Regions from separate parts of the Homo sapiens genome. Here region 1 is linked to region 2. Evidence: chromatin loops called from intact Hi-C (ENCODE). Cell type or tissue: PC-9. All regions are shown on one strand. Each heading gives the region's core, and the rest is flanking DNA. Links, peaks and the distances in the headings are about the cores only.

The links. A loop is a pair of places that touch in the nucleus more often than their neighbours do. Peaks named below come from ENCODE experiments on the same cell type or tissue, not always from the same donor. Only the 100,000 strongest peaks of a DNase experiment are listed, where the experiment ranks them.
Region 1: it touches region 2 in a loop (7-fold over the local background); 12 of 110 quality-filtered maps call a loop at or near these places.

What each region holds. Positions count from the first base shown.
Region 1 is chr12:109,460,750-109,465,132 of GRCh38, reverse strand. KCTD10 (potassium channel tetramerization domain containing 10) reads left to right here. Exons shown (of 7, transcript NM_031954.5): 3 at 4,328-4,383. Among named protein-coding and RNA genes, the nearest start is that of KCTD10, 14 kb to the left of the region's middle. RefSeq lists enhancers at 1,769-2,575, 3,382-4,188, 4,189-4,383. In PC-9, for the core only: no CTCF peak of the experiment used is centred there; DNase peaks (open chromatin) are centred at 1,772 and 2,552; H3K4me3 peaks cover 1,588 bases; H3K27ac peaks cover 4,000 bases.
Region 2 is chr12:109,584,848-109,589,230 of GRCh38, reverse strand. It overlaps MVK (mevalonate kinase), which reads right to left. Exons shown (of 11, transcript NM_000431.4): 6 at 3,106-3,209; 7 at 2,432-2,477. Among named protein-coding and RNA genes, the nearest start is that of MVK, 13 kb to the right of the region's middle. In PC-9, for the core only: no CTCF peak of the experiment used is centred there; a DNase peak (open chromatin) is centred at 2,590; H3K27ac peaks cover 1,508 bases.

The DNA of each region.
Region 1 (4,383 bases), core at 139-4,138, 120 kb after region 2:
TCCTTGAACGCTTTCCCCGTGCGTGGGAGTTTCTCTGTGCGATGCTGCCCAGCCTTTGCCACATCATGGGGCACGTAGACAATCATATTTTCACTTTGGCAAATGAGGGGGCTCTGGACTCCCTAGATCCCACCCAGCCATCTCAAGGGCTATGGCTTTAAGATCTTACCCACTGTTGGGAGCTCAGCCCTAGAGTTTATTCCCAGGAGGGGAATTGGGACAGCATCTTCTACTTCCTTAGATATTGCAGGAGTCCCTTCTGGAGTGGTTATGGCAACTTCTACTCCCTGCAGAAGTCTGGATTTTTGCCAACCCTTGGCACTGTCCAACCTTTTAATTATTGCAAATCTGGTGAGTATGATATGGTACCTTGTTTTATTCAGTATTTCCTAATGTCTGGTACGTTGAGCATGTTTTTATGTGTATTGCTCTTTTGAGTTTAATCTTTTAACTGCTTGATTGCATCTTACTTACACATTTGCCTTTTTCTTATTACTTTGCAAAAGTTCATATACTGGATCCTGTTTCTTTGGGGTCCAGTGCTGCAAATATCTTCTCCCAGTCTGACTTGTCTGAGCTTTTTTAATGGGGCTTTTGGAAACCTCAGAGTTTAAATCGCTTTTTTACACTTACATCCTTGATCTACCTCAGTGATGCCCAAACCAATGGGTGATTTTTTGGGATATTTAGCAATGTCCAGAGACATTTTTGTTGTTTCTTGGGGATGATGGTGCTCCTGGCGTCAAGTGAGTAGAGGCCAGGGATGCAACTAAATACCCTACAATGTGCGGGGCAGCCTCTTACAACTAAGAATTATCTGGTCCAAAATGTCAAAGTGCTCAGGTTGGAGACCCTGCCCTAGGGATTCTGATCAGGAATGAGGCAGGTTGCTAGAATCTGAATTTTTCACAAGTACCTTGGGTGGCATTTATGATCAGGGGTGTTTGGGAACCACAAAAATATAGAGTATAAATACCTTAGGATGGCAAAGAGAGGTCAGTGAAGGTTCCCTGGAGGTGGTGGGAGAGGGGAAAGGAGAGGTCAGACATCCAGGGAGAGAGGAAGCACATGGTATGCTCACGGGGCGGGGAGGAGGGGAGCCTAGTGGCCCAATCCTCCTGACCCCCAGAGCAGCCTTCTCCTCCCTTGGGTCCCTGAAAGCAACACCAACTCCATCCTGGGGGCTGGAACTTGCTGCCTCTGGACGCTGCTGCTCTGCTTCCAGCAATAATGATGAAAGATGAGATTGTTAAAGACCCATAGCTGCTTTTGAGTGCTGTTGGTAGACCCAGCATTGTGCTGTGTGCCTTCTGTACGTTCTTTCATCATATTTTTATGTCAACCCTGTGAGATCGTTTGTAGAAGAGAAAACTGCTAGACAGAGGTTAATTGAAGCACCAATGTCATCCAGCAAGAAGGTATCAGAGCTGGGTTTCCAACACTTAACTGCTGTGCTGTGCTGAGGACGTCCTGGAGCCCAAGTCCAGTGCTGCCCAGTGTGGTCCCGGTCAGTTCTGCTCTCCAGCCTTGCCTAATGGGTCTGGGATCCCAGGCTGCCCTGACTTTGGACAGCCTTCCTAAATAGCTCTCGTGCCCCGTGGCAGCAGGAGAGAGACCCCCCACATGCGAGGAGCTGCTTGACTTCCATTTGTCTTTCTACGTGCTAGGCATTTGAGCTGACTTTCAAAGGGATCACTTCCTGCTTTGAAAGCAACCACAGTATCTTAAAGTCAAAACGCTGATTGAAACCTCCTGGAGAGTGTGCCTGGCTCCCTTGCCCTTATTTGTCCAAAGTATGATTCTTTCGCCACAAGCATTTCCTGACGGCATTCTTGAGCCGGAGCCCAGTGTCACGGTCTGCCTGTTCATTTATGGGAACTCTGGGCTGTCATTTGGATAATTGATTTCAGGGCCCTGGGTCTTCCCAAGCAGCTGAGTTCTGCAGACATCAAAGGCAGAACGTGGAAGGTTCCTTCCCTGCGCAGCTGAGTTGAATTCTATTTATCTTTTCAATTCTGGTGAAAGGAGTTTTCCTATGAGTGCCTTACTTTTTCTTTGTGGTCTAGTCCTGCTGCCTCTGCTTGGGAATGGCACTGCACCTCTCTGAGCCTCTGTTTTATTTGTGGAAAATGCAAGGGAATGAGCTCCCCTCAAAAAAGAACTGGTAGAAAGATAATACGGTCTTTCCCTGCCTTGTCAGCCTTCTGAGAAAAAATTACTTGGTGTAGGGTAGCACAGAGGCCTCAAGCTGGTAGCCTGCAGGCCCAGTTCAACTGCAGATGTGTTTTGTTTGCCTTGTGGTGGGTTGATGACAGTTTTGTTTTGTTTTAATTAGTTTACCGTCCTTTAAAAATCAGGGAATTCACAGAAAAATCTGGGTTTCTGGCATTGCATGGAACATCAGAGCTCACAGCTCTTGGGCCCACATTCCTGCCTGGCCACTCTTGGCTGGAGTGGGAAGAGCCTGCCTCTCTTGGGGGCAGGGCAGATGCTGTCCTGTCAGCCCCAGCCTCAGCCCCGCCCAGCTGCACTCATTTATTGTGCTTACTGGCCCTGGAGGCATCTGGGTTGCATAAGATATTAATTCCATATTTTGTTTTCTCAGATGTAGAAAGAAGTGGGGTGGGATCACATTTGCAGGTCACTGTCAGGGTGATGTGATTTACCATGCCTGGGAAGGCCTCTTTCTTCCCTGAAACCAGGAGTTGACTCAGGGCTATACATTTGTATTGCATTTCCCCCCACTTGGGGTATTCTTCCCACCTACTCAGGAAATTGGAACAGTGCGGAAGTAGGAAGTGGAAGCCGCTGGAGGGTGGAGACCGTTCTTTTAACAAAAGGCCCAGGAACTTTAGGCTGAGCTGTTTCATCAGGGGAACCTGGAAACGGCCCTGTTATCAAACTTTCCTGGCAATTCATGCAAAGAATACCAAACTATGCCCTAAAACCATGAGAGGGCACTTGGCAGGGACTGGACCTGCCAGGTAAGGGGTAGGGGAAAGCGGGCAGACTTAAGACTCTGGATTGTGAAAAAGATGCGTTTGCTGCTCTCAACTTTTGCTGGCCTCTGCCACTGATCCAAGGCCCAGGATCAGTAGGGCCCAGTCTGAGGAGGACGTGGAACAGGGCACAGCATTGTTAGGAGTGGAACAGGGCACAGCGTTGTTAGGAGTGGAAATGTTGGCCCTTCTCCCAAAGTGGGGAGGAAGGTGGTAGCATAAAGTGACCGATTCCTACTGAAGCCTTCTCACGGCCCTGCGCACTGGCATTTTCCACCTGTAATGCGTGGCAGGAGCCGTGGGGACGCCCCTTGCCTGAGGTCACCCTGCTTGTCAGAAGGCCTCGACTTCACCCTCTCATCTGTCTGGCTTCTTTTTAGAGCTTCACATTTGCTGTTGGGAGATACTTGGACTTTGCTCCATTCCTGCCTTCCTTTTTGGTACCTCCTCCTCCTAGGCTCCAGTCCTGTCTTCTACAAATACCACTCCCAGAGACACTGCATTTCAGTAGAGGAGTTCTGAAAACCCTCAGGATCTCTGGTGGAGGAATGTCAGCTCAGTGACAAGATTAGAAAGGACATTGAGCAGCAGAGTAGGGAGTCTTCCTGGCCCCCACCCCCAAGAATGTTTCACAGTGCCTGGATTTGGTCAGCTTTGGGACCTTTTTCCATATCCAATAAAAGCTGATTCTGTCTCCCCATGTTTACCGAGCTGCCTGAGGGTGGGGTCTGTCTTGGTCATTCACTAGCCACTAAGTGCTTGTTGCAGGAAGTTGTGGGATAGGACTTCCTGTGTTGGTGCTGGTCAGTGTCTAGGGCTCAGCCTTGGGAGTCAGAGGTCACAGTCTGCGAGGGTGAGACTTGTGCGTTCTTAGAAATGGCTCTGTTAATGTGACAGTTTGAAGGAAGCTTTGTGGAAAGAGGAAGTAGATATTTTTTACCCAGAAGGCTTTCTTCTATCCTTGGTATGTGGCCATTTGGGCCTGTTTTACCCAGGTGTGGTACACGAGGCCCCTGTTGGATGTCCTTGTGTAAGGGATATTTGAGGGTACTTCAGAAGTGTACTTTTGGGCCTCAAGAGTCGGGATGTCTAACAGAGCCTCAGACCAGGGTCACCTGGGGTTATGGTTGTGTCCAGCCAGTAGGGCCTGGAGGCTGTGGGGGCTTCCTCAGCCCTTAGTGGGCAGGTAGGCAGGTGAGGCTGCCATTCTCCAGGCAGTCCCGCTCTCCGCTGGGAGGTAGAGGGAGCCGAGAGACACCCCAGCTCTGCTCAGGGCCTCCCACAAGAGGAGGGCCCATGTAACCAGCCCCTGCCTCCTCCCTCTGCAGGCTGGATCCTCATTGACCGCTGTGGGAAGCACTTTGGTACGATACTCAACTACCTT
Region 2 (4,383 bases), core at 286-4,285:
CCAGCCCCACCAGATCCAGGGCTCATACCCATCCAGCGGCCACCACGCAGGGGGTAAGCCTGGTAAGCGCTCCTGTGATCCGGGCTTGGCCACTGCCCCAGCCTCTTCTTCTCTCCTCGCTCCCCAGGCTGCTCACTCCACTCAGCCACTCTGACCTCCCAGCTACTGTGTCACACGGCAGGCAGCGTGCTCGTCTCAGGACCTTTGCACCGCGCTTCCTCTGCCAGGGACCAGCCCCGCCCCATAGCGGCGTGACTTATTCAGGTTTCTGCTCAATGTTCCTTCACCAGCAGCCCCCGAACCCCCATCCAATCGGACCCCTCCTTCTCTTTGTAGCCTCTGACCCTGCCTTGTTTCCTAAAGGTGCTTAAGACTGCCTGATATGCTCTCACAGACAACTGATTTTTTCTCCTCTCCCAACAAAGTATGAGTTCCACGGAGGCGGGGCTTTGTTTTGTTCCCTGCGGAGGCCCCAGTACTCAGCACGCAGTAGGTGCTTAATGATACTTGTGGAAAGGATGAATGAACTCGGCCAGCAAACAGGTAAGCACTTCAGAGCCACCGCTTCTGATTGTATGTTCAAGATCCCCCTAAGTAAACAAGGAGCTGGAGGTCTGGGAGAAGTGACTCACCTGAGGGCACCAGCTGGCAAGTGGGAGAGCTGGACTCAAACCTAGGCCTGTGGACCCAGCGCCTCCGCCCAGCACACCAGCAACGCCTGGCCATTCCCCTGGCCGTTCCCCTGCCCGCCCCCCTTGGAAACCTCCTCATTCATCTCCTGATGCCCCCAGTAGACCGTACACTCGGTGCCCAGCCCACGTCTTCATCAGTTTTCTAGCTCCAGGGCCTAGTCCAGTGCTTAGGCCACAAGTGGCTCTCAGGAGACACTGAAGGAATGAAATGCCACCACTTCCATGAATGATTCCCCAGGCTCGCAGCCAGATCTAAGACGCCTGTCACTGTCACCCACAGCAGCTTCACAACCCTTCAGGTGTCTTCTCTCTGACGATTCCAGTGACCGCCTTCCCCATCAGACCGTGGGCTCCTGAAGACAGGCCGGGGCCCGGGCATTTGAGACTCCCCCACATGATCCAGCTCTGGTTCCACATGGATCCGGGGCGGTGGCAGACCAGCTTCACCTCGGCACCCGAGGCTCTCCTGACGACTGCTGGAGCAACCCGAGGAAGCTGTTCCACGCTCCTACTGGCTTCTGCGGAGTGCAAAGGTCGGCGGCAAGGGTGATTCTGCCTCCCAAGGGACACTAAGCAATGTCTGGAGATGTTTTTGATTGCCACGCTGAGGGTGCTACTGGCATCTAGTGGGTAGGGGCTGGGGATGGCTACAATGCACAGGGCAGCCCCACCACAAAGAATAACCCAGCCCCAAATCTCAATAGTGCCAATGCTGACAACTCTGACGTACAGCCTTGGAAAGGGAGGCATGACTGAGCTGGGACAGAAAGATCCCAGAGAACTAGCCGGGGGCCCAGGTGTGGCGCTGTGGCAGGCCAGGTTACTGAGCCACTAATGGAGTGGCCCAGCTGGTGGGGGCTGCAGGCCAGGACCTGCCACTCATCCATGAAGACCGCCCTGAGTAAAGAGGAGAGAGCCCCAGGACCCTTACTGATGCGAAAAGGCCCATGGAGGTGGCAAAGTGCCCTGGGACAAACACCACCCCACAACTTGATCAAGGGCTTAGGGAACAGTCAAAAAGGCACCTGGCTCCCCTCTGCCATGCGTTTCATTCCAGGCACCCAACAATTCTGCCGTGGGTGCAAACAGAACAGAGGATGCTGAAATCGCAAACAGAACAGAGAATGCTGAAATCGCACATGCACGTTTGTGATTCCAATGATTCCAGCGGGAGGGACACAGAAACATAAAACAGGCTGAGAGTCTCCAAATGTCACTTCTGCTCCAAGCCCCTCCCAAGCCTCCCTCCCGCTTCCATCCTGCCTCTGCCCTGTGTGCCTCCATCATGGTGACTCTCACATTGTCCTGTGGCGGCTTTTGTGTGTGTCTGGCCCCACCCCCACAAGCAGACTGAGAGTCCTTGGAAACTGTACCCAAGCTTCATCTCTCCATTCCTACGCCCCAGTGCAGCATCATCGGGAACACAGGAAGTAATGGATTCTTGTTTACTAAGCAAATACAGGAATGAATGAATGAGCAGCTGAGAGTCTACGGGCACAGCCATGCATGACTTTCCCTTTCTGATATCTCTGCAATTTAAGAGCTGAAGGGGAGAAGGAGAGAGCAGGTCTTCCCCACCACCCCTGCTTCCTTGCAGCTAGTGCACTGTGAGGGCCACATTGGGGGATGAAGAGCCAGGGACACCTGCCTCCTATGGTACTTCCCAAAGGTGCAGAGCTCTGCCCCCTGCACACATCAATGCAGCCATGGCTGAATGTGCTGCTCCACCCCCAGGTTACCTCTTTAAGGATGAAATCTTCCCTTGATGGTATCGGAGGGCTCCTCCTAAAGAGAAAAACCAGTGGGTCAGAGCTGTGGGAAAAGCTAACATATCTGTGCTACTTGGGAGAGAGGTTGAACTTTGGGTTGGGTTCATTTTGCCCCATTCAGGAAAGAGGCTAAGTAATGAGTCAGCCCAGCTTCAGTTACAAAAGGTGCAGGAGGGCAAAAGGTCCCCGAAGCCCCACCAGGAAGCTCTTGCCAGGCCTTGGATTCCTGGGTCCCCCTCCCTCCAGACTGTCCAGCTTCCCCCGACAAGCCACATGGTGAAGGTGGGGCCCAGGACACAGCATCTGGGCCCTGTAAGCAAGAGTTCTTGCCAGAGGGGAGGCCACCTGGATGGTGTGCAAACTCCACGGCAACGGCTCTGCATCCTGAACCTACAACTCTCTTGGGGAGCTCGTGGAAGCTGCAGCTTCCCAGGCCCCAGTTCCACCCCCGGAGATTCTGATTCAGGGGGTGTGAGACAGGGCCCCAAGATTTCTCCCCATTCCCCCCAAAATAGGAAAATGCTATTTTTTCCAGAATCCATTGATTCGATTCCTCCCAAACCAGCACAGACTCTTGGGCACCTACCATTGTAATAAGAATTTTTAAAATAACAACAATAAAATAAACCTGAGGCCACACCTACCCCAGGTGCTGACAGCATTGTCCACTCCGGAGGGGTTCCCGTGAATCATTCTCTCCCCTTGGAAGGCCCACTTGTTAATTAGCTCCAAATCCTCCTTGGTCCACCTGAAGACACAGATGTTCATCTTTACTGTGGCAGTGAGGAGTGGGGCTGGGGAGGGGTCACCTGGGGCTGTGCTGGGCAGGCCAAGGGGCATAGGAGCTTGGGCCCTTGAGCTCAGAAAGAACAAGTCCACTCTGAACCTCTCCAGCTACGGAGCGTGCCAAGTGTGCGCCCTTCCCTCTGAAGCCCACCTGGCGCAGTCAAAACAGCCTGGGCTTTGGACTCCCGTGGTCCTACTTTGCCTCTTTTTTTTTCTTTTTTTTTGAGACGGAGTCTCACTCTGTCACCCAGGCTGGAGTGCAGTGGTGCAATCTCAGCTCACTTTCTCCCGGGTTCAAGCAATTCTCCTGCCTCAGCCTCCCGAGCAGCTGGGACAACAGGTGCACACCAGCACGCCCAGCTAATTTTTGTATTTTTTAGTAGAGACGGGGTTTCACCATATTGGACAGGCTGGTCTCGAACGCCCGCTTTGGCCTCCCAAAGTGCTGGGATTACAGGCATGAGCCACCGCACCTGGCCCCTGCATTGCCTCTTACTAGCTGAGTGACTCTGGGCCTGTTATCTAACCTCTCTGAGCCTCATTATCCTTCCCTGGAGAATTGGAACCCCCACCCTCCTCAGAGGCTAGCTGCATGTGTGTCTAATGATGGCAAGGTGTCCACAAGCAGCAGGTGGCAACTGCCACTATAACAGACCTCTGCATAAGCGTCCACACCTGAACCAAGCCTGCCTTTAAGAAGAACGGGCAGAGGTGTGACTCTTTCCCAGGGCCCTGCAAGTAGATCCAAAGCACGATCATTATGAATTCAAATCCCAGGAGCCCCAGAGACCCCTGGAGGGGCCAGGCTCGTCCCAACCATGTCTGGATCTCTCCCAAGCACGTGGCCTCACTGCCTTCCATGGACCAGGTGTGGGCTCACAAACAGTTTAAATGAACAGACCCAAAACACATGAGTATGGAACAAGACAAAATGATCAACCCCACTTCCCCACTCTTTTCTCTCAGCTTTTGTTTCCTTTCTGCAGATTCCCTTCCTCATGAAACAGCAGAAGCTAAAGGTGGTTTTCTGACCTCTGAGAATGATGTGGCTCAGTGGCAGAGTTATGGAGTAAGCAGTCAGCCTAGTTTTGTTTTTTTGAGATGGAGTTTCGCTCTTGTCCCCCAGGCTGGAGTGC